3 separate regions of the Homo sapiens genome follow, and all the other regions are linked to region 1. Evidence: chromatin loops called from intact Hi-C (ENCODE). Cell type or tissue: endothelial cell of umbilical vein. All regions are shown on one strand. Links, peaks and the distances in the headings refer to the core of each region. The heading gives the core; the rest is flanking DNA.

Evidence for each region. Peaks named below come from ENCODE experiments on the same cell type or tissue, not always from the same donor. Only the 100,000 strongest peaks of a DNase experiment are listed, where the experiment ranks them.
Region 2: a loop joins it to region 1, with 8 times the contacts of the local background. A loop is called at or near these places in 5 of 110 quality-filtered maps.
Region 3: a loop joins it to region 1, with 4 times the contacts of the local background. A loop is called at or near these places in 2 of 110 quality-filtered maps.

Annotation. Positions count from the first base shown.
Region 1 is chr13:37,284,429-37,292,869 of GRCh38, reverse strand. No RefSeq gene overlaps it. Among named protein-coding and RNA genes, the nearest start is that of CSNK1A1L, 180 kb to the right of the region's middle. In endothelial cell of umbilical vein, for the core only: no CTCF peak of the experiment used is centred there; a DNase peak (open chromatin) is centred at 4,609; H3K27ac peaks cover 618 bases.
Region 2 is chr13:37,124,756-37,133,196 of GRCh38, reverse strand. No RefSeq gene overlaps it. Among named protein-coding and RNA genes, the nearest start is that of CSNK1A1L, 23 kb to the right of the region's middle. In endothelial cell of umbilical vein, for the core only: no CTCF peak of the experiment used is centred there; DNase peaks (open chromatin) are centred at 5,286 and 5,776; H3K27ac peaks cover 3,256 bases.
Region 3 is chr13:37,334,629-37,343,069 of GRCh38, reverse strand. No RefSeq gene overlaps it. Among named protein-coding and RNA genes, the nearest start is that of LINC01048, 150 kb to the left of the region's middle. In endothelial cell of umbilical vein, for the core only: no CTCF peak of the experiment used is centred there; a DNase peak (open chromatin) is centred at 4,149.

The DNA.
Region 1 (8,441 bases), core at 212-8,211:
GACAAACATGGGTTTTGGAATTCCTTTCTTTACCCCTTCTCCAGCTTGTACCTCATCTGGTCTCCCAACCTCACATCTTCCTAACTGCTCTTACTTCCCACCGACCTTTCTTCTTATTTTCTTCCCCCTCCATCTTAGGAAATGAAAGTTTTTTTCTTCTCTATGGCTTAACAATTTGGTGACTGTTTTTCATTGTTGAAATGTTCACAAGGTCTCACCATCCAACCCATGAGCTTTCCCAAGCATTTTTCTCCAACAATAGCTCTTAACAATAGTAAAGGGAAAAAGAAATGGGGCAGAGTCAAAAATGACCAAATGACCCTGGCTGGCCATTAATTTCCAAAAAACATACATTTAACAATTAATTTAGATAATGTATGATTTGTGTTATGCATTTAGTATTCATAGTTGTTTTAGAAGCAAATTGCTTGGACATATCTGGATCACAACAATTTGAAGGACCAGCAACCAAAATTCCTCATGCAGAGTCTTGAGCCGTAATTAAGAACACAGCATCCGAAGCATGACAGCTGAGGTGCAAATTCTGACTCTCCAGAATTCTTAGGCAAGTTACTCAACCTCTCTGCAACATGGAATGATAATAATATCATTCCATATATAGCTAAAATGGCCATTAAAAATTAATCCTACCCCAACTCCAGCTACATACAAATAAAGTAATTTTCAAGGAAAATAAAAAACACAAGAGAAAAATCTCATCCTAAAGTATGTTCACATTTTCCAAGAGATTTCAAAATGGCAAGAAGAAGTATTCATTTTCAATTGTTTCCACATTTACATTGAAAATATGTTGGCTATCAAAATTACTAGAAAACAAATACATATATGCAACATGGAATGATAATAATTGTTTCTACCTCGTAGGGTTATCATATGGATAAAATTAGTTAATACATGTGAAGTCCATAGAACATTGCCTGGCCCATAGTAAGGGTTGAATAAATGTTGGCTGATGCTAGAATTAAACTCACCCCAGAAGGCAGTGGTGTCTTTCTGCCTTACTTCTCCTCTTAAGCACTTACTAGTTTTACTATTTATTTGTCAATTATTAATGTGCTACTTTGAAATAACTTATACATCTGTACTATAATAGACTACATCTTACATGCATAGCTGTATTCAATAGCATATATACAACTACCTGTTCTAGACTGTAATCCTCTTACACACATTGAGTCCATTTTAACATCTTTGTATCTACCATAGTGCTCAACACAGTACTTCGCCCAAAATAGGGATCTAATTAATATTTATTAGTTTATGTTATAATAATGACAATTGTGTTTTGATATATTTTTAACCTGGGTTATGGCCTTATCTGAAATCACCTCAAATGATATTTACCAGTTAGTACTTGCCTTTTACTTCCTCTTTCTTTCTGGAGACATTCTAATTTTTATTTCCATGGGCTTTTCACTGTCCCTGCTGAAATTTCAGCCCCCGCCAAAATGAAAGGAAGAAGGCTAAATAGATATTAGATTCATGACGACGCATCTATATCAATGGTAAAGAACACATTTCTGTATTTGTTTTCTAGTAATTTTCATAGCCAACATATTTTCAATGCAAAATGTGGAAACAATTGAAAATGAATTATTGTTGCCATTTTGAAATCTCTTGGAAAATGTAAACACACTTTAGGATGAGATTTTTCTCTTGTGTTTTTTATTTTCCTTGAAAATTACTTTATTTGTATGTAGCCGGAGTTGGGGTAGGATTAATTTTTAATGGCCATTTTAGTGGAAAGTCAAGGATTAAACACTGCTTTCTAAATGCTTATGTCGTGTTACCTCTTCATTGCTCTACCTACATCTCTTATTCTTATCCTCATCTGTACACATAGTCGACCTTAAAATGAGTTCTCAGACTCAGAGATTAATTTCATGAACTAAAGGAAGTCAGCCAAAGTGGAAAAGAGGAGTCAATTTCAGGTCTCTGATTCATTTTGGTCCACAAAGTCTGAGGTTTGAGTTGCCTCCAAACACCTGCACATAACTAGGAGAACAAAAATATGTTTTGTGACTCTCTAACCAACCACCTCTTAATGAAATGAATATTGTCATTTCCACAGGATAATTTTCATGGAAATGCACTTGGCTAAGCAATGGTGAATACATAAAGTCCAATTATTCACATACCATGCCTCTCTATTCATGAAGATAAATATATATCAGATTATGGAGATACCTATACAACCTGTCTTCTATAATAGTAGTAAACACCCAAGGGTGTTTAGAGTAACACTGAAAAGAAGTAAAACAAAAGGTACACAATCTATGGTCTAAGGCAGATTAAGTCAGGGCTCATCACCAGGCCACCATCCATCAACCCTCATTCTGACACCTATATCCAAGATAACCATTTGCAGCAAGTGATATACATAGGAGCTTGTGTTTTGCAAAAAGAATAAGAAAAGGGACTTTGTGACTGGAGTTTTATACTCTGAGAAGAGATAAATGGTAGGGATGCTATCATGTCTGTTCCAAACAGAACTACAGTTCTATGTTTCAGCCCGTATAATTAGTGGGATGAGGTCAAAAATTACTAAACTCTTCTCCATGAAAGATTCTGTAAGACATTGAGCCCAAGAAGAGGTTCTCTGGGCCTTTAATTTTATTTTAAATTGAGGGATAGTATTGGGAAAAGGCCATCCATGAAACCCTACAACATTTTGGCAACTCAAGGGCTATAGCTTGATGCAAAGTATTTTGGGGGGAGACATTTATCTTAAAGTAAATTAGTAAACCATGATGTGCAATGACAGTAATGAACCTTCTCAGGTAGCAGTTCTATGCACTTGGGAGCTAAAACATAAGAAGAAAAAGTCTGGGCCCAAAGGACAACCACATCTAGAGTGTGGACATTTTGAGACATCATTCTGGAAATATATGGAAATAACTGGGAGGTATTGAGATCCTGCTGTTATGCAGATAGAGGCGAACAAGTCAGCAGATATGTGGGTTAAATGTATAATAGGATTTTTTAAAGCTAATAAGTGAAAACATCCTTTTCCCTCCTAACTTTAGAAATGTTTGCGAGATTAAAGCAGGGTTAGGCAGAAGGAAAACAAAGATAGCTTTTATTACTGATGGATTCATGAATGTGGCTTCAGTGTTCAGTAATCACGAGCTTTCTAATACTGGATCCTCAAATTAAACAGAGTTACTCCAGTCACAGGCAATACTGAAGGCTGTAGATCTCTCCACTGGAATAGAAGGAAGGTCATAGATGAATATGTTCTCTCTGCAGGCTGACACTGATGAGATAAAAAGAATTAGGCTACATATGCAAAATTCCTCTTTCCAAACTCACGAGTAATCTTGGGAGCACTGAAGGAGAGAGTTGGATAAGCCACCAAGAGTCTTATACTTGTGGAATTCCTTCCACATGGAAAGACAAACTCTGTGGATAGGACCTTTCTCTCCACCGCCAGCAATGTGCAAAGAGCCTGGCACAGGGCCTATCATGTAACAGACTACAAAACAACCTACCGTGCTCCAGGCACTTACTTGCTAACAACATGAGTTGGATACCAAGAAATATTTGTCTTCCTTACTCCCAGAACACAGTATATACTGGATATTTGCTGAATTCTACTCTTCCTCCTTTTTCAAATGGTTAGAAGAAATATGCTTCTTAAAAGTAACAATTTGTAGTAAATAAGGCTATTTAGCAACTCTACAATTACAAAGGTGATGTGAAAAAGATTTCTACCTCCCAGTTGGATGATCCATGGAGGTAAGGACAGAGGAGCAATAGAGACCATATTCCAATTCAAAGTAACTATTATCAAGTGCTCACTGTGTCAAGCACTAAGCTAATACTTTCATAAATGATTGCATTTTTTTACAATTAAATACTTAACCACATCACAGGAAGAAAAATTGAGATGCAAGAGTGTTAAGTAACTTATTCAAGGAGTCATAAAAAAGAAGAGGTAGAATAATATTTTGAACTAAGTATGACCCAGACTCATTTCATTCCACTATATTGCACACAACATCAGCATATAGATATAAAGACAATTATAGCTTTTTAAAATGGATTTTGTGGGAAAAGCAAAAAAAAAAAAACTTGTGCTACTTTGAATCATACTATTAGGTAAGTTAAAATAATCTACTTAATATTATACCAGTTCTTCTAAAACTAGTTTTAAAGGATTTTTAAATCCTCAATGCATATTTTTAAAAAAACAATTTAAAAGACGAAGAGCTATATGGCCAATATATCAATAAATAGTCCTTGTTTCCCTTTAAATCATGCTGTATATGTTCTTCTTCAAACCCAAACCTTGGATAGTTACCAAAATTAGAGAAATTTTCCTTTACACTGCTCAGATACAGGATAACCCAGTGATCCCACTCTCTTGCAGGCATTTCACATGAGACATTTTAAACACAGGTGGAGATAATCTACGGATGCAAACCAACATAAAATCTGAAGTGGAAGAAAGCAGAGCCCCTCTTTTGTGAAGTGATAGCGCAGAGAAGCAGTACAGAGCGTCTAGAAGGAATATCAGGAACCTTTTGGCATAGCCTGCTTTGATTGTTCCCAGGAGCTTCCTTGGCTGTTCTGCACATTTCCTCTTAGCCTTATTTTCCACCACAACACTTCCCAGAGTGATTAGAAGCAAATAACAATGCCAGGCAAGTCCAAGTACACCGCAGATCCTCCCAAACAGTTGACACTTCCTGCTGCTTTCATTGGCAACTGCATAATGTAGCTTACTAGACAGATTTTAATTTGAGTTCTACTCATGCAATAATTTGAAATTTTTATTGATTCGTTTTCAAAATTATTTCTAGTTTCCTATTTAGAAAGAGCAAGTTATACTTTGGGTTAAGAGACAGAGGTTTTACATAGTGCTAGCCTTAAACATAAATGGAATAAGCCATAATCTGAAGAGTATTATTTGAGAGACATCCACAGAAGTCTAAATTATCTACATTTTTTTGCCTTGACATTTCTCACCTTTTTTATCCACTTTATCTTATATATATTCATTGCTAGAGTCTCTCATTTGAGTTGGAAAAATAAAACAAATTATCTCTGAAAGCTATTAAAACACACGTTATATAGAAAGCAATAAATAGAGAAAGATTATACACAAGAAGATTCCATATTGCATTGAGAAATCATGGTAAATTTCTTTATGTGGCTACAAATATTTCATCTTTAGGAGCAGAGATCGAGGAGAACATATGTAGAGTGCACCGAATTAGAGAAAACATCCGAGCCTATTACTTTGTTAAGTTTGCCAAAGAAGTTTTTCACATAGTTGTGGTAGTTATGTCATGTCTCTTGTTTCTAAGACCTGTGAGTACATTAAACTTTGTTATTTTGAGTCTGTCCTATGTCCCCTCTTGTGGAAACACCTTACTGATAATCACAAAAAAAAAAAACAGGAGGACTATGGACATAGCAGGGAGTGACTTGAGAAATTCCTAACTTCCTGCTTATGTTGACCATGAGTCTCTGTACAAGCAAAATAAAAACTAAACAGAGTTGTAAACTACCAGGACAGTGAAGGTATGTCCCAATTTTTACACAGAGACACTCAAAAAAGGTTGAGAGACAAGTTGGGTAAGGTAATAAGAACATCTCTGTCCAAGCTTTGGCTTACCACAAGCTTAACGAAGTAGAGACTTCAGTGGTCACACATGAGAAAGAATAGAGACTTTAGAAAATTAGTTCAGGAAAGTCACTAAACAAACAAAATCAACAGCAACAACTACAATATAAAAACAGCAATAAAACACCTTAGAGAGGAGATATGAGTTCCAGAGTTGCCTCATTATATTATCTTAAATGTTCAGTTTTCAACAACAACAACAACAAAAATATGAGACATGCAAAAGACAGGAAAGTACAACTCATATGCAGGGGAAAACCAGTCTCTTAGGAAGTCCATGTTGTAGACTTACTAGACAAAGATTTTTAACTCCTTATGATAAAGAAATAACAGAAACCATGTCTAAAGAACTAAATGAAAGCATAAGAATGATATTTTACCAAATAGAGAACATAAATTAAAATATATAAATTATTTTTAAATGAGCCAAATAGAAATTCTAGAGTTGAAAAGAATAATAATTTAATTTGTAAATTCACTAGAGGGGCTCAACAGCAGATCTGAGCTGGCAGAAGAAATAATCAATGAACTTGAATATAGGCAAATTGAGATTATCCTGCATGAGTAGCAGAAAAAAAAAAGAACAAGAAGCATGAAGAAAGCCCCCAGAGACCAATGGTACACTATCAAACATAGCAACAAACACATAATAAGAGTCTCAAGGGAAAAGAAAAGAGAAAACTGACAGAAAGAATATTTGAGGGAAACAATAACTGAAAACATCCCAACTTGGATAACAAACATCAACCCATACATATAAATAGCTCAACAAACTACAGGTAGGATAAACTGAAAGAGATTACCTAGATACAAAATAATCAAACTGTCAAAAGGCAGACAGAGAACTTTTAAAGCAGTAAAAGAGGTGATTCAACATTTAAAAATAATCATCAATAAGATGTATAGGCAACAGTTCATCAGAAACAATGGAGGCCAGATGGCAGTGGAATTGCATATTCAAAGTCATGAAAGAAAAAGACAGCTAATCAAGAATCCAGGAAAATAACCCTTCAAAAACAAGGACTAAATTAAGACATTTCCAGGTAAACAAAACACTGAGAGCACTTGCAGCCCTCTAAGAAACAATAAGGAAGCCCTGCAGGCTGAAATGAAATGATTGTTCCCAGGGGCTCCTAGGGAGCCCTGGACACTGGACAGAAACTTGAATCCATACAAAGAAATAAAAAACATCAGTAATGTTAACTATGTAGGTAAACATAAAATACAGTATAGATATCTTTTTCCTTTGCAACTATTTTCTTTTTCTGAGTAATTTAAAAGAAAATTGCATAAAGCAATATTTATAAAACGGTGTGAATGGACTTGTAATGTTTAAAGATGTATTTTATGACAATAGCACAAGTGGGGAGGACATGGAGCTCTATACAGGAACAAAGTTGTGTATACTATTAAAACTAGTTGGTGTTATTTTTGAACTAGATTGATATAAATAAACTGTTAATTGTCACCCCTAGGAAAATTCCGTAAAAATAAGTATGTCTAGATCTAACAGATATCTGCAGGACACTCCACAAAAACACCAGAATACACATTTTTCTCAAGTGCACATAAAACATTACCCAGGATATGCCTTATTTTAGGCTATAGAACACCTTTAATAAATTTAAAATAATTTAAAAGGATTAATTTTAAATAATTTAAATTACACAAAGTATGTTTTCCAACCACAATAGAATTAAATTATAAATCAATAATATAACTTTGGAAAATTCACAAATATGTAAAAATTAAACAATACACTGCTAAATAAACAAGGAGTTAAAGAAGAAATTGCCAGGAAATGAATCACAAAGAGCAAATAAAAAATCTGGTCTGAAATTAGAAAATACTTTTTAAGATAAATGAAAATAAAACATACCAAACCTATAGAATGCATCTAAAGCATTGATTACAGACAAATTACAGCTTTAAGAATATTATGCTATTTGAAAAGTAAAAATCTAATTATTAAAAAAAAGATAAATAACCCAACTTTTCACCTTAAGAACATAGAAACAAAAGGGCAAACTAAGCCTAGGAAGAAAATAATTAAATAACAACAGAAATAAATTAAATAGAAAATAGAAAATAATAGAGAAAATCAGAGAAACCAAATACAAGTTGTGCATAACCTTTTCTAATTGGATAGCCCCAATAGCAGGAATGACCACCCAGAATATACACATGAGCAAAACATCAGTAATACCATCTGGCAACTTCTCTGAGTAATATCAAGAGTGCATGTATAGGAGGAGAAGGCCACTATCATTATAACCTAAATAGCCCCAGTGGTGGATCCTGCACCCTATCCTACAGATGTTCCAGTTTTGACAGGAGGAGTTTGCATTTAGGAGGACATTTTGCTCCTGCAGTGTCAGAGTCCAATTGCAGAAATGCATCAAGTCTAGATTAATAAAGTTAGGTACTTGAGGTGTCAGAAAAGTCTATGGTTAGGGAAACATCCATTTGTGGCACAGCAATCAGAGCATTACTTAATTTTCTGGCATGAAGGGTTTAAAATCAAAATAGTCAAAAATAACAACAGCTACAATTAGTGGCTAAGGAAGACATAATAGATAAAGAAGCAAATTACAGCCACAAAATATGAATTATGAGTGGAGGGGAAAAGTCTAGAGTATTTTTATGCAATCAAAATTAAGTTGCTATCAGTTTAAAATAGTCTATTATAACTATAGCACTTTTAATCCTAGCCCCATGGTAACCACAAAGAAAGAAATTGCAGCAGATACACAAATAAGAAGGAGAAAGAAAACAAAGTTTAGCACCA
Region 2 (8,441 bases), core at 300-8,299, 160 kb after region 1:
CAGCCTGGCAACAGAGCAAGACTCAGTCTCAAAAAATAAAATAAAATAAAATAAAATAAAATAGAGCAACTTCATTTTAAATTACACGATTAATGAATAAGGTACAAATCTAAATTTGCATTTTATATTTTTCTCAAGAAGTCTTTACACATTTGGATTCTTTATTTGATCTAGCTTTCTTGAAATAAATATAATTCTGGTTATTCAAACTACGATAGTATACTTATTAAAAGATTTTGAAAATTATGTACCACCAATTAAAAAGCAAAATATTTCACAAAAAATAAAAATAAAAATAGGATTAGCCAGGCACAGTGGCTCATATCTGTAATCCCATCACTGGGAGGTCCAGGTGGGAGAATTGCTTGAGCTCAGGAGTTTAAGACCAGCCTGGGTAAGACAGTGAGCTCCCATCTCTACAAAAGAAATCAAAAATTAGCATACGCTTGTAGTCCCAGCTACTTGAGAGGCTGAGGTGGGAGGATCACTTGAGCAATCCAGCCTAGGCAACAAAGTGAGACCCTGTCTCAAAAAAAAAAAAAAAAAAAGAAAAAGAAAATGGAATTAGTACTCAGCAACTGTGAACTGAACATTACAAAGTGATTATTTGAGTCACATACTTGAATTTGCTTTGGGTCAAAACATGATGTATATAGTCTCCCCTTATCGGCAGGGGATACATTCTACTCCCTGCAGTGGATTCTGAAACCAAGGATAGTACAAAATCCTAAATATACTATGCTTTTTCGATCTGATAACTGAGACTGCTACTAAGTGACTCACAGGCAGGTGGTGTCTACAGCATGAATGTGCTGGATAAAGACAGGAGTCTTACCCTGGAAGGAACAGAACATGATGGCAAGAAATTTCATCACACCACCCAGAATGGCACACAATTTTAAAACTTATGAATTGATCATTTCTGGAATTTTCCATTTATTTTCCATTTCTGGAAATTTCCATTTCTGGAATTACCATGGGTAATGAATGAATCTGCACAAAGTGAAACAGCAGACAAACAGGAAGTACTATAATATCAAGTCTTGGATTGACTAATAAGTTAGCTGAATATTCTAAACCTCATGTTCATAGAAATATAAATGACAAAAAGTAGGGAACCCAAATATACTCAACCACATTCAGAAAGATTATGGAGAAAATACCCTTCTTGGCTGTTCCTAGATTTTGCAAGGGTTGCAGTGGGCCTCTCCTAAAGAAATTGCCTTTGCACCATGGGATTCTGCTGTCAGCCATGTGGCCTTGCCATTGAGCTCAGAGCCCTTCCTTTACCCTGTGTAAGCTGAATAAGATGAGGGTACCCCAGGACCAGTCTCAGCACAATTTCACATCCCAAAGAAAGAGAAGTAGGATAAAAGTTGTTTTGCTTTTGTTTATCTCTTAGTTTTCTTTTGCTGCACAACAAATCCCACTAACTTAGCAGCTTAAAACAACACCATTTGTTAGCCCACAGTTCTGTTGGTCACAAGTCTGGCACCATGTGGCTGGATTCTCTGCTCGGGGTATCACAGGCAGAAATCAAAGTATCAGTTGAGCTGAGTTTTCATCTGGAGGCTCTGAGAAAAACAATCTACTTCCAAGCTCATTCTAATTCTTGGCAGAATTTAGTTCCTGGAGGTTTTGTGACTGGGTCCCTGTTTCCTTGGTGGTTGTCAACCAGTTCTTACAGACCTCCTTCTGTTCCCTGCCAAGTAGCCCTTAACACGGTATGTTCCTGATATGCTCCTTAGGGCCAGCCAGGATATGTCTCTGCTACTTCAAAACTCTGATTTCCCTTCTGGCATCCTCCAAAGAAGGCTTTTATTGCAGAGCTTAACTGATTAGGTCAGGCCCACTCAATATAACCTCCCTTCCGGAGGTTTTTATATGGAATGTAATATAAACACAGCAGTGGATGTCTCATTATATTCACAAGTTGCATCCACACTCAACGTGGAGAGGATTAGATGAAGGTGAGGGTCATTGGAAGTCATCTTGGAATTCAACCTACCACAGTTTTGTTTGATTTTATTAACACCCATAGCATTGGTGATGATGTTGTGAAATGTGCACTGTCATAAAGCTAGTAACTGCCATCTCAGCTACCTCTCAACGTAGTAATCCTCTATCAACCATGCCAGTTACTTTCTTGAAAAGTATAGCAGCTGGCAAGACAATAGTGTTGAGATCAGAAAGGAAATTGGAGCCCCAGTGAAAGAATCATTAAATATATGTTAGGGTGTGTGTATTCTTTACTAAGGCATTTGATTCCAAAACAAACCATATTAGTTGACATTAAAAAGTGTTTCAATAAACAACTGTCCTAACTCATCTTCAATTTTATTCAGGAACATACCTGCAGATATCGTGATTTGTAAAACTTGTAAATTTTCATTTATTGAATTTGCTCATAAAATATCCCTCTTTAAAATTTTGGCTCATCTCTTAAAGGCTTGTAAATCTAATGTCTTTTGCACTTGGCATTTTCCTTATTTGTTTTCACAATTACAGCAAAACGCTTGTGTTGCTCTCTAGCTTAAGGTCTTTTTCCTGGGCCTGATCTTTTATTCATATCACTGTGTTATCCTCAGTGCCTAAATCATCAATAAATACTTGTTGAAAGACTGAACAAATGAATAAATTAATGATGAAATATTAAGAAAATATGGCCTAAAGAGATGTCTCTACTCGTAAAATCTAAGAGAAAGGAAAGAAATAATTATCATCACATTCTTTGGTTTAAAGGGCAGAACTAAACCATATACACATAAAAAGACCATGAATTTTTCACTTGAGGCATATTGATATAAAATTTAATTCAAAACACCATCTAGCAGTGGTATGAATAAGGAAGGAGAAGTATGATGGTTAATTACATGAAGCAAATTGGCTAGGCCACAGTGCCCAAATATTTGGTCAAACTTTATCGTGGATGTTTCTGTAAGGGTGTTTTTGGATGAGATTAGCATTTAAATCAGTGGACTTTGAGTAAAGCAGATTGCCCTCCATAATGTGAGTGGGCCTCATCTATCTGTTGAAGGCTTGAATAAAACAAAAGACTGACCTCCTTTAGCAAGAGGGAATTCTGCCAGCACACAGCTCTCGGACTTGAACTGCAACATCAGCTTTTCCCTGGGTCTCCAGCCTGCCAACTCCGCCTGCCGATTTTGGACTTGCCAACCCTCTATAATCACATGAGCCAGTTCCTTAAGTAAATCTGCATGTGTGTATATAAATATATCTGCATCTACATATCTAATTCGTTCCATTTTTCTGGAGCAACCTGACAAATGCCAAGATGCCTCAAGATATATCCACACTGTCAGAACAGCAGTCTGTTACGCTGGGAACCCTCTTCCCCTCACAACAGCCAAGGCTTTGCTGTTAAACCAGGGTCATCACCTGTGCTGAATTGTCCTATTGTCAATTTGACATCACTGCCATCCTTTTCAGAGGTCTCCCATGCATTACATAAGAGTAACCAGGAAATACATTTCCAGACTCCAGTTCCTTCTGTGGTTCCAGGTCAGCTAATGAGAAGCATTTGCGTGAGATCTAGAAGGCAGAAGAAAAGGAAAGCTGCAGGAAAACATCCATCAGTGCAGCTTTCTTGCCCTTTGTTCCTGAAGTTCTTCCAGCAGTTATGAAGCCTCTGTTTTCCTGTATCGAAACCCTCCACATGCAGAATGCATACAATGCCTTCCATTTTCTCACAACCAGACCCTAACTGTACATCACTGATAGCCTCTTTGGAGAGGAAGGGGGAAGAAAGCACTTCATTTTTTCCTACGAGATGGCCTCATCTACCCTCATCTATCAGAAAAAGAATAATAATTTTGAACTCCTTGGGGGATTATAATTCTTTACCTCCCAGAAGATCCCATAGCTCCTACAAAAGTGGGATAACTCATTCTCTAGTCTTTAAGTTTCACAGGTCTGTGGCTATTGAGGAGACACCGCATAGCCCTCTACAGAGAGCAAGAATGAGGTGATTCTCCACCAAAATTGTTTCCCGTTACACTTACCCTAGATGAGTGGGTTCCAATTTGTCTTGTTGAGACACAAAAACAGACCTTCCCGAAACAAAGAAGATAAAGTAATGGTTTCACTTTACAAATAAAATTGCTGACAAGATTAGAATAACAGTTTATCTCTTTTAAATGTCTGTGCCAGGTACAGTGGCTCACGCCTATAATCCCAGCACTTTGGGAGGCCGCAGTGGGAGGATGGCTTGAGCCCAAGAGTAGCCATTGTCCCAGCTACTCAGTGGGCTGAGGCAGGAGGATCACTTGAGCCCAGGAGGTCGAAGCTACAGTGAGCATGATTGTGCCTCTGCACCCCAGTCTGGGTGACAGAGTGAGACCCTGTAATAAATAAATAAATAAATAACTCTGTGTGCCTTGTGTCTGTTTTCTTTAATTTCATCTCACAGGCAACCTACTGCAACATGATAAACCCTAAAACTCACCCTATTATAATAGGATAAACTTTAAACTGTTAACCTGACTACAAGGTCCTGGTTCTGGTTCATCTGGCCTCAACATAACATCTCAGACACTCCATGCACTCTGAGTCCAGGCCTCATTCACCTTTGGGAGATTTCTTAAATTCACCTAGTTCCTTTAGGTCTTAGGACCTTTGCACATTCCATTCCCTCTGCCTGACAAAGATCCCGTGAGCTCTGCCCTTACGTTCAAACCCTTTGTCTCAGTAATTTCTACTCACTCTCCAAGTCTCCTTTTAAATGTCACTTCCACAGGTGGGTTAGTTCATCCTGGTATACATACTTATATTATATTGTACTTCCCCTCTGTAGGACATATTATGGTAATAATTCACTCATTTTAAAAGTATTTCTTCTCTCCTAGACTCTAGCGTCCTGGTGTTGTATTTTCACTACTGTATCCTTGGTACCTCCCATGGTGTTTAGCAAATAGACCTTCAATACGTATTGAATAAAAGGAAGGAAAGGAGGAAGCAAAGAATGTAACATGATGGTTAAAATTAAATTCACCATAGGTTGGTAATATTCCAGGCAGCACTATGGGAAAAGGAATCCATGGGTGACTAATAAAAAAAGACCTCCACAGAAGGCTAGAGAAGTATTCTGCCTGGCAGGAAATTAATACAGTGCTGAGTTGCTAAAAGAAACTTAGTGTTTTGGAGATTGTAATGATGAGAGAAATGAGCTTAGGTTATTCACTTCATCTGCAATTTTGTGCAGTTGAGTAAGTTTTAAGTAAGGCTGGCTGACATTGGTGGGCTGGTGGAAGCCACACCACCTCCGTTTTGGGGAACATTTGGCTGCTCCTATTTCCCGACTGAACTCCATTGACTATGTCAGCAAACAATGGCTCCAGACTTTCCTGGTTCTTGGCAACTTAAAATAGTCTGAATCATAGGACTGGAAACAGAACAGATGTGTACTATTCTCCCTCTGTTTACACAAGTACAACTTGCCCATGAAAAGGAAAGAAGTGAATACATTATGTCGCCTACTCTGAATATAATGAGAGTAGCTCACCATTTGAATCAGGCAATTTGTCCTGCAAGATCTACTGAATTTCTATTATTACCCTCACCTTCCTCATGCTACCTTCATAACCGTCTCCCCCAAAAAAGTCAACATGAAAACTTTCCCCAACGATATGATTATGATGATGATGATAATGATGATGATGATGATGGTGTGTGTGTGTGTGTGTGTGTGTGTGTGTGTGTGTGTGTATTACAGGAAGGGAAGTTGATGTTGATGCCTTTTCATTAATTCAGCTCACAAGCAGAAGGAACTTGGCACCACCAGCAAACTCAGATAAGTTAAGCCAGGGCAAAGAGAAAGGTCAGGTCAAGAGGAAATTTGAGATACACAGTGGGGCTACATCTCTTTAGAACTAGATGCAGGACTTTTGCCAATGCTACATAACTGCTTATTGTCTGGAAGAATGCCAAAATGTGACGGCAAGAAACTTCCATAAATAAGAAAATAAAAGAGTCTTTGTATGGGGGATGGATGCACTGAGAAGGAAAAGCAAACAATCTCATGGCTTTAAATGATAGGAAAGACAACTGAGTAGAAAAGAGAAGTACAGCTTTAAAATTAAGGATACTGAAGAAAAAACTAACATACAAGGAGAAAAGGTGCTGTAAGACATATAAATACTGGATAGCGAAGTACAAAGTATTTCTCAGTTGTCTGAGGGAACGAAAAAAGCAAACATACACAAACATATATACAAATACACATTTATTGAGGAAAATAAGGGAAAGTTCACACGACTAGGGACTTATGAGAATTCATGGCCGTCAGACTACACTTCAGTTTTTAGAGTTGATGTTCTCACATTACTCTTGCCTTCCTTTCTTCATGTGTTGTTCAGGGCAACCTCTGAGCCTCGATCACTCTCTTTCCCAAATCTGCGTAAACTTTCATGATATTTTCCATACAGTAAACCACTTTCCTTTCATCATAATAATAGCCAACATCTATTTTTTAATGTATTAGTTCCCTACATCCCCCTCAAACTATGGTAAGTCATCCTTCAGAAAGATCGAAACAAAAAACAAAAAAACTAAAATGTCTTAACATCTCTATTTCATCCATGCTACCTATATCTCATATGGAAATTTTGTCCAGAAGTTCCACTTAAAGAAACTATTCTGCTACATTTTGTTTGTCAAAGCATGAAGTCTAGCCTTGTACATAATTCACTTTGTTATTGTCTTTTATGCAATATAATGCAGATTGCTTGATTATGCAAATTAATTGTTTCTTTCCAAATTTTCATCCATTGTAATAAACCACATTTCAGTTTCAGTCAGTGAACTAACAAGAATAAATAGTGGAAATGGAATTGCATATTTTTTCTTTTAAAGACCATGGCTTTTCCCATTTGTTGGTCACAGGTAATTTTGTAAACAGAAAAGGAAACATATTGCTCTCAGTCTCTACTGCAACTTTATTCTGTCTCTAAAAACAAGAGCCTGCGAGGTATTCTTCAAAGAATGTATCACTATATATGAAATCTAAACAAGAAACAGAGTCAACACTGAAGTGCTGGATGAAAGGGGAACTTCGAATGTGCTGAAAATTTCTATTTCTGAGGAGGTAGCCAAAATATATTCATGTCTGTGCAAAATTATATGTGTGTATGTATATATACATACATAGTAATGCATTGCAGCACCTCTTTTTTTTTTTTTTTTGAGGTGGAGTTTCACTCTTGTCACCCAGACTGAAGTGCAATGGCGCAATCTTGGCTCACTGCAACCTCCGCCTCCTGGGTTCAAGTGATTTTCCTGCCTCAGCCTCCCAAGTAGCTGGGATTACAGGGCACACCACCACGCCTGGCTAATTTTTGTATTTTTAGTAGAGACGGGGCTTCACCATGTTGGTCAGGCTGGTCTCAAACTCCTTGACCTCAGGTGATCCACCCATCTCGGCCTCCCAAAATGCTGAATTACAGGCAGGGGCCACCGTGCCCAGACTAGCACTTCTTAATAATAAAGAATTGAAAGCAACTTAAACATCTTTCAATAAGAGATTGGTTTAATAAATAATGGTGTATTCATACCATGAAATAACATATAGCCACAACAAAAAATAGGGAAGCTTTTTATACACAGATATAAAATTATCTTTAATATATATTGTTAAGTGAAATAACAGCAAGGCACAAAGAAGTGTGTATAGTCTATTATTTGTGTAAAATGAAAGATATGTACTATCCTGTGTGTGTGTGTTTCTGCTATAATTCCTTAAAAACCTACCTTCTGCAAAGGTTTCTGGGGTGGTTTGTTATAGAGCGTAATTTTAGCATAGTTACTGATCTACTATGTATGTATCATGATTTATTCTACCAGCACCCTACTGAAGGCCATTTGAGTTGACTCCACTCTTTCCCACTACCCTGACATGTCATATTTTTATTAGTATATCCTGAGGATAAATTCATCAAAGTGGGATTACTGATTGAAAGACAGAAATACATATGTAGTTTTGCTAAGTAATATCAAGTTCCCCTCCATAGCTGTTTGCCATTTTGTATTCCCCATGCCTCGCCAACAAAATATTGTAAACTTTTGGAATTTCACCAATCTGATAATTGAAAATGGCATCTCAGTATAATATTAGTATACATTTATCTTATTATGAGCAATGCATCTTTTAATATATTTTAAAGATATTTTGCAATGTTTTTCTGTAAACTTCTCACATCTTTTGCCCATTTTCTACTAGGTTTTTCATCACTTTCTTCTTTTTATTATTAGATTTATTAGTCCTTTTTCCCTGAAATGGGTAACATTTTTTTTTTCTCAGTTGTCATTTTACCATCACCCAGGCTGGAGTGCAGTGGCATGATCATGCCTCACTGCAGCCTCGATTTCCCAGGCTCAGGTGATTCTCCCACCTCAGCCTCCCAAGTAGCTGGGAATATAGGCACATG
Region 3 (8,441 bases), core at 300-8,299, 50 kb before region 1:
TAATGCAGAAGGAAGAAGATAGTACTTATTTGAGCATTAAACAATAGGAATTTAAAGTCCAGCAAAATAAAATCTTTCTGCAACAAACTTTGGAAATTTCATGTATATTTATTGGGCCTCATGTAATAAGACAATACAACATCTCACATCTTAAATTAATCCAAAAAGATTAAAAACCATCTTTCATTCTAAAGTCCTTAGATCTTCTCGAGATAATGTGAAATATAAAGTATGATCAGTGTCACAGAAATCTTATCAGTAAATAATTTTAGTTTATTTCCTCTGTACTTTGTGGAAAAGACCATTGGGCACAGTCCTCTGTCCCAAGAATGTCATAATGCCAAACCACTAGTGTGGTGTAAGTTCAGAGGCAATGGACAAGCCCCCTAAAGCAGCATTTTCAGTAAAGCTTTTCATGAAACACTTACTCTGATAAATATTAATAGGTGATATAGAAACAAATAATACTGTCACAGGATCCTCAGGGTGTTGCTTTTCCCTGGAAAGCTCTGTGGCCGATGGCTCCTTTGCCCGAGTTTTGCTTGGACCCCCTGGGCTCATTCCGCCACTCAGCCTGGCAGGCTGTGCTCAGCTCTCGCTAGTGGCCTGGATCTCACACCTGCAAAGGTCGAGCCAGGTGCAGACTGGCAAGGGTTGTGTGAGCAAGCCAGCATGAGGTCAAGCCACTGCACACAGGCAGGGACACTAGCTGTGGTGGGGAGGGCAGCTCCAGGTGCCAGCATGGGTGCCAGCTCCCTTTGAGGCTGTGGCTACACCAGGCATACTGCAAGCAGCTTCCATGGCTGGCAGTGGGGAATGTGGTGGCACCCAGAAGCTTGGAGACAGCAAGAACCGCAGAGGCCCAAAGAGGGTATCACAGCCCTGGCTCAGGGAGCTCCTAGGTCATCACCTGCAACATGGTGAACAAGGGGCATGTTTCAGCCTTTTTTCCAGGCCTGCCCATGGCTGCCCATGGACCAATCAGCACATACTTCCTCCCCTCTGCAGGCCATAAAAACCCTGGGTACAGCTCTTTCAGCCCTACCATTTGACAGGTCCCCAGTTCTTGTCCCGTGTCCAGAAAGAATAAGGTATGCCAACAAGTAGAGGGTGAGCAAGGTGAAGAGGTACTTTATTGAGCAACAACAGCTCAGAGGAGACCTTCAGTGGATAGCTTCTCTCTGCAGGCAGGGCATCCATTGTCTGTTCAGCTCTCAGCAGACAGGAAACACACAGTGGTTAGCTTCTCTCTGCAGGCAGGTTGTCTTTTTGTCTCTCAGAGTCTGGCTGAGTCTAGGGGTTTAAGGGCTTTAGAGGGGAGCAAGTGTGTGCTGATTGGTCCATGGGTGGCCATGGGTGGGCCCAGAAAAGCACTATAAGTTCTCACTCTGATCCACAGAATTGACAGCCCAGTGCCCAGCCCTCAGGCCGTCCATGGCCTGAAGGTGGGGTTTCACTGGGACCCATCCCTTTCCACCCAGAAGCCTGTCTGCCTCCTGCTGCCATTAACCTGCCATCCATGGTGCTCATGACACCCAGGCTGTTTGTGCTGAGGGGTGGCTGCAGGCCTGCACCAAGCTGCCCTTAGTCTCCCTTGGCCTCCCTCCCATGCTCGTCAGTGCCCAAAGTTTGGAGAGGATTGAGGCAGCAGGGGCCTGGCATGTCAGCACTGCCCCAGGTGTGTGCACACTCAGCTGGTTGGTGACAGTGCCTAGGCTTGGCCACAACTTTGCTCCAAAATCGAAGCAGGTGCTGGGAGCAGGGAAAGGCTAGGCAGCGGGAGCAGGCACTTCCAAGCCTGCAGGGGAAGAGGGGCTTCCTGAGCCCCCAAGAGTGCTGAGATGCCCGGATCTACAGCCATGGCTGGGTGGCTGCCACCCAAGAAGGTGGAGCTCCTGCCCCTCCAAGTTGGAAGGGGGCAGGGCTTCTGCCTGTTCCTGGCTACTGCCAGGCTCCATGGAGCATGCAACCCCAGCTGCAACTCCCCCATTGCAGCTGGCGTCATGGCAGCGGCTGCTCCAGATGAGCTACTGCTGCCATCAATAATCATTCCTTGATATCTTTGGACAGTTGCTACCAGGATCTCCATGGATACCAAAATGTAAGGGTGCTCAAGTCCCTGATATAAAGTGGTTATTTGCATATAACCCATGAACACCCTCCCCTATACATTGAATCATTGCTTGATTACTTACAATACCTAATACAATGTCAATGCTGTGTAAATAGTTGTTATACTGCATTGTTTAGGGAATAATGACAAGAAAAAAGTCTGTACATGTTTAGTATAGACACAACTTTTTTTTCTTTTTTTGAGATGGAGTCTCACTCTGTTGCCCAGGCTGGAGTGCAATGGCACAATCTCGGCTCAGTGCAACCTCCACCTTCCAGGGGTTCAAACGATTCTCCTGCCTCAGCCTCCCAAGTAGCTGGGAGTACAGGCACCCACCACCATGCCCGGCTAATTTTCATATTTTTAGTAGAGATGGGGTTTCATCCTGTTGGCCAGGCTGGTTTCCAACTCCTGACCTCAAGTGATCCACCTGTCTCGGCTTCCCAAAGTGCTGGGATTACAGGCATGAGCCACTGCACCCAGCCCAGGCACATCTTTTTATCCAATATTTTTTGATCTGTGGTTAATTGAATCTATCAATGCATAACTCATAGATACAGGGGGCCAACCGTAATTGCTTTTCGTAGTCAAATACAATTGCCAAATGCCACGTCAAACAGAATTAAAGAATTTTTTTTTCAAAAACTGAGTCTTAACTGTCCTAAAGTGAATACTGAAATCCCAATATAGGGATAAATAACCTTTACTAAACATTTGACCATAGAACCTTCTTTTAAAAAGTTACTTAAGACTCAGGTTCCCTGAACATTCTTTCAGAATTGTAGGCTTTACCTACTTATTTTTAGTCCATACCTCCTATTAAAAGTCCTCAAAAGAGCTTTACAATTTTGGCCAATCTTTTTAATGTGGGGTTATTATACCAAGAAATATGTTTAGAATGATATGAGTGTGTCATATCTTAATGTGTGACTGAGGGCAGACTTATTTTTTAGTTGACAAATAAAGAGTATGCATATTTTATGGGGTATGATGTTTTAAAACATGTATACATTGTGGAATGGCTAAATCAAGCTAATTAACATAATCATTGCCTCATATACTTATCTATTTGCATTTAGAATACTTAAAATCTACTCACTTATGTGTGGACTCTAAAAAAATCAAACTTATATAAACAGAGGAGAAGGATGGTTACCAGAGGCTGGGGAGAGGCAGTTGGGGAGATGTTGGTCAAAGGGCACAAAATTTTAGACAGGAGGAAGAAATGTAAGAGATCTTTTGTACAACATGGTGACTATAGTTAATATTAATATATTACAGATTTGATTATTGCTAAGAGAGTAGATTGTTAGTGCAGAGATTGGTGATGGAAGCTACCCAGGAAATAAGGAGTTGATATGTTGAAATGGGTGGAGGCAGAGAAAGGAGATCATAAAGGGAGAAGAAAGCCAATAGATTATCTCCCTAGAGGCAAATTTCTCTTACAATTTTGCTAAGAGCTAACCGTAAATTGAATAAATCCATAGGTTTAACAAATGTTAGTTAATCTTCCTCCCTCAAGCCTTCCTTCGTATTTAAAAATTCAAAGTTCCTTGAGGATACTGGCCAATCATTTAATAATATTAATGGTTCTCTCCTGGCTCAGTAAAAACTTAAAATGCAAGTTTGGCATCCCCTATTTATAACCTATCATATTAGCTCGTTTACAAGCAGAGGAAAAAGCCGTTGAATCAGAGCTGAGTTGCTCACATGTACAACACATGTAAAGAAAAAAATTAGAGTCGATTTTGCCTCTAGATCTTTTTGAGATCGCAACTCTTCACATATACAGAATTTATGTATATTAACATTACCTATAACTGACAAGTAAATGACCTATTCCAAATTAGCCATTATAATATCTGTGTATATCTATAAATGTAATCAAGTGAACAGATGTTTTTCCACTTAATACCTGAAGGAATTATGAATCATGTTACTATGCTGCTGTGGAAAGTATGTGTTTGCTATATGGAAGGAAACAGGAATTTGTATCAATCAGATTGTATTCTGTACCTTCCTTAGCTACAAGCTATGGAAATTTGGCAAGACTAACATTCAATGCTGTTTGAACTGCAGCCAGCCACCTCCCCACCACCAACTTCCCTAGTCCTAGGGTTTTATAAACTTACATAATTTGTCCAGACCTATAGGAAATTATGCACTGCAGAGAAAGTTGCTGATATATGAACTACGTTAAAATCCCCTACCCACCCTTCACTGAAAATTACTTTTTGTCCTGCTTTGGCACAGAATAGTAGGCTTTAACTACTTATTTTTAGTCTATACCTCATATTACCTACAAACAATACAATAATTATACCATAATTTGTATAATACATGTAGAAATATGTATGAAGATTGGAAAATTTTTTAGCTAAAGAAAGAACATAAGAATTGCTTTATAAATAAATGATGGATCCAGAAATCCCTCTCAGTTAAGTACTTTTTCTATCCTTTGAGCCCTACCCAGTGCTTTGGTTCACATTGTAGTTTCTCCCCACATCTCACCCCTATTGAAGGCTTAGAGACTTGGGCTAATTGTCATTCATAATTCTATTTTTCCCAACAATAATAATAATAGCAATAATTATATGACACATGTTTATTATCTTATATCATATGCAAAAATACAGTAACCTCATGTATCTACTGGTTCCACAGCTGCAGATTCAACCAACAGATTAAAAGTATTTTGAAAAAAATAATAAAAAAAACAAAAATTTTAAAAATACAAGTTTAAAAACAATACAGTATAACTACTACTTACCTAGTATTTACGTGGTACTAGGTATCATAAGTAATTTTGAGATGATTTAAACTACAGGGGAGGATTGTGTAGGTTACACAGCATGCAAATACTATGCCATTTTATATAAGGGACTTGATCATCTGGGGAGTTTGATATCTGTAGAAGTCCTGGAACCTATTCCTCAGGATACCAAAAAGATGACTGTGTATACAAATAATATCTTTTTGCAATGAGCCCTGCCTAGGCCACTTGTTCTAGGAACATAAGGACTTATCTAGCAATGCTATATCTCAGCTTCGAAAAATTAGGTTTTCCTAAACCTTGTCATGTAGTATATTATCTGCAAAATTATAAACTGCATCTTCCTAAAAGGAGACTCGGATACAATAACTAGAATTATTTTCCTTAGAATTTGGGAAGTTATGCATTAATATGCAAAACCCTATTTTCCTCACTTTTTGTGGATTGTAATAAAGTTTTGCAAAAAGCATTTTCCTTATTTCCACATTTTGGGTCTTTCTTCACATTATCCATCAAAATCAAATTGGAAGCCTTTATTGAGGATTAGTTGTTGAATGGAGCATTTCACAAAACTCTTTCTTATATTTCCAATCAAAAGCAGCATTATTCATTACCTAATGCAAATTTTAACTAACGATTTCAGGAAATGTTTATACTGAAAATGCTGATGGTGTTTGCCCAGGCACGCACATATGCACACTTATACACATACAATCACACTCTACTGAAATTATCTATATGGGAATTGTTTCAATGCTAGGATGCAGGCACTGAAAAATAATGAAATAATTGCATATGTGTATAAAGTGGAGGTTTGAGATTGCTTTTAACAGACATAAGACCAACACTATAAAATTACCAAAGCACAGGAAATACAGGAATCTGCATTTCATTAACAAATGCAATTTTAAAATATATAATGTTATGGCCACCCTATATTTTTATACTGTTTTAAAATTTGTTTACAAAATTGACCATTAGAAATGTTGTTGGGTTGCCTATTGTTTTCATATCTGTTACTATACAAAAGGTCTATCATCATTTCTAATAACCTGTTATGTATCGATGCTTACTTTTCCAATCCATCATCTATTTATAATTGCCTATCAAAGGATATGTCCACCATGATCTTTTAAGTACCAGTTACTAAAATGTATGCTGCCTGAATGGGAGTTCACATTAGGAGAAATCATCTAAGAAAGTCACTACTCTTTTCTATGTCATAATATAAAGAATACTTTTGACACTACACCTAAGGCCCAGATTATTTTCAGCTTGTATCACACTTCCTCATTTACTCTAGTCTATAGTTTGTAATTAGTCTTGGCACAATATCAATACATTAGCTAAGGTCATTTCCCTCATTACTTCATCATATACAAATAAGTATATATCACTTATTATAACACTAGTTTTATTGTAGTGTATACTCATACTTTTGTTCCGTCTTTTTCCTGAACTTACACAAATAGGCTGGCTTGTGAGCTCATTTATGTTAAATGCTATTTTAAATATCAGAAATATTTTATATTTCATTATATCTTCTTGCCTACTTATGCTTATTTTCAATTAAAATGCATATTACTTTATTAAAATTAGTTTTATTCTGCTTCTCTTCATATTAAAATTAAACCCAGATAATTATAATAATTATAGTTAAATTATGTGTCTAGGCATATTATACTACCTGTGAATTTTATTTCAGTATGGTAAGAGAGAAATTACAAATAACTTTTAATAAAGAAAGGGTTAAAGTAAATTGAAAGCAAATTGTTTTATAGTGTAAGAACTTTCAAACAAAGGAACTAAAAAGTCTTTTTAAGTAAATATTTATGCATTAAACATCATTGGAAACAAGATTATTCCATATAGAAATTCATGAGGATTAACATGTTGACAACTTCCTATTATATATTCATAAACAGCATGTAAAGAATAATAATGGAAATGCAATGAACAATATTTTATTTACATTAGTTACAAATTCACCTGATTTGGGCCCCAAATTTTAGGCGTTTTGTCATTACATATTTTTAAATTATAGAAATAATTTGAAATTGTTTTACACAATAATAATAATACTTTATAACAAACAGTTGCCTCAAACTCAAAGAACACAACAAAAACTATGTATGTCCCTCAGGCTTTTATAAATATGCATATGTGTCATTTTAAAACATCGTAATATTTCATACCTGATTTTTTTCTTTACTTAGCATTTTTCCACTGCTAATTCACCATATTCATAGCTATCATTTTTGTCATTATAGAGCATATTATTAAATAGATAAATTGTTATTTATTTAAATATTGTCCTAATATTAACCCTTTATATTGCTTCTAGTATTTCACTGCTTTAAGGAACAGCGCCATAAACACATTCAAGCATTTGCATTTTCTCCATATTTCAGATGACTTTATTAGATTAACATCCAAGAAGTGTGATTATTTGATTAGATGTAAAGAAAATGTTTACATCTCTTAGTAAATATTGCCCCAATAGGTTATATCCATTTAAATACCATAACCAATACAATGTCTCAACACCGTTTTCCTACTTTGGAAATTCACCATTTTAATTGAAAGATCCTGCAAAAATGAATAGGATATAGCACTTTGCCTTAAGGAATTAATAACACAGTATGAGAAACAGAAACTTAAATAATCAAACCTAAATAATAAGCATTGGGGTAAATGGTGTAATGGAATTATTAATTTATAATAATCTTGTTATAAATTAATAACATTTGTATAAACATACATATTTATGCATTTTTCTCTTCTCTCTTTTTCATTGTCTTATTTAAATATATGATTTCTTAGATCTTTTTATCTATAACAATATTTCCCTTCCAAGTGGTGGGTTTTCAAGCTAGGGCCTATGTCATCTGAGAAAGTGTCTACCAGTGACAATCACATTTCTGTTTTGATTCAACAGTGATAATCACGTTTCTGTTTTGATTCTGAAAATTCCATACGGTGTAGGTATTAATGAAATATATCACATAAAAATTAGAAAAATAGATTTATTTTATGAATTTATTCATGAAGTGTTTGCACTTATTTTCCAGAATCATAATGGCCAAAAGACAAAGAACTATATGAAACTGCCAACACTTGAATTTATAAAGACCGATATAAAAGGCAATTTCATTGATTCAACACAATATACGTGTGTGTGTGTGTACTTTTGTTTCAATATTATGTATACATTCCACCAGAGGAGAGTAAGGATGCAGCAATCTCAGAGGAAATTACGTTTGTGCTGGTCTCTACAAGATGCACAGGAATTCACCAAATAAAGAGACCAGCTTCCTAACAAAGAATTCAGAATGAGCAAATCCATGAACGCATGAAAGAATCTGCTATGGCTAGGCCATAAAAAAGTCCCAGCTTGTCCAGTGTGCAGTTTCTCTATGGAGGAAGGGATGGTGACCGGAGGTAAATAACAACAATCTTTCGGCCCTAAAAACTGTAGCTAATTCACAGCAATGTCCTAATAATTAGCCCTCCTAATTAAAAATTATTGTTCTGTTCTAAAAGGAGATGCATCAA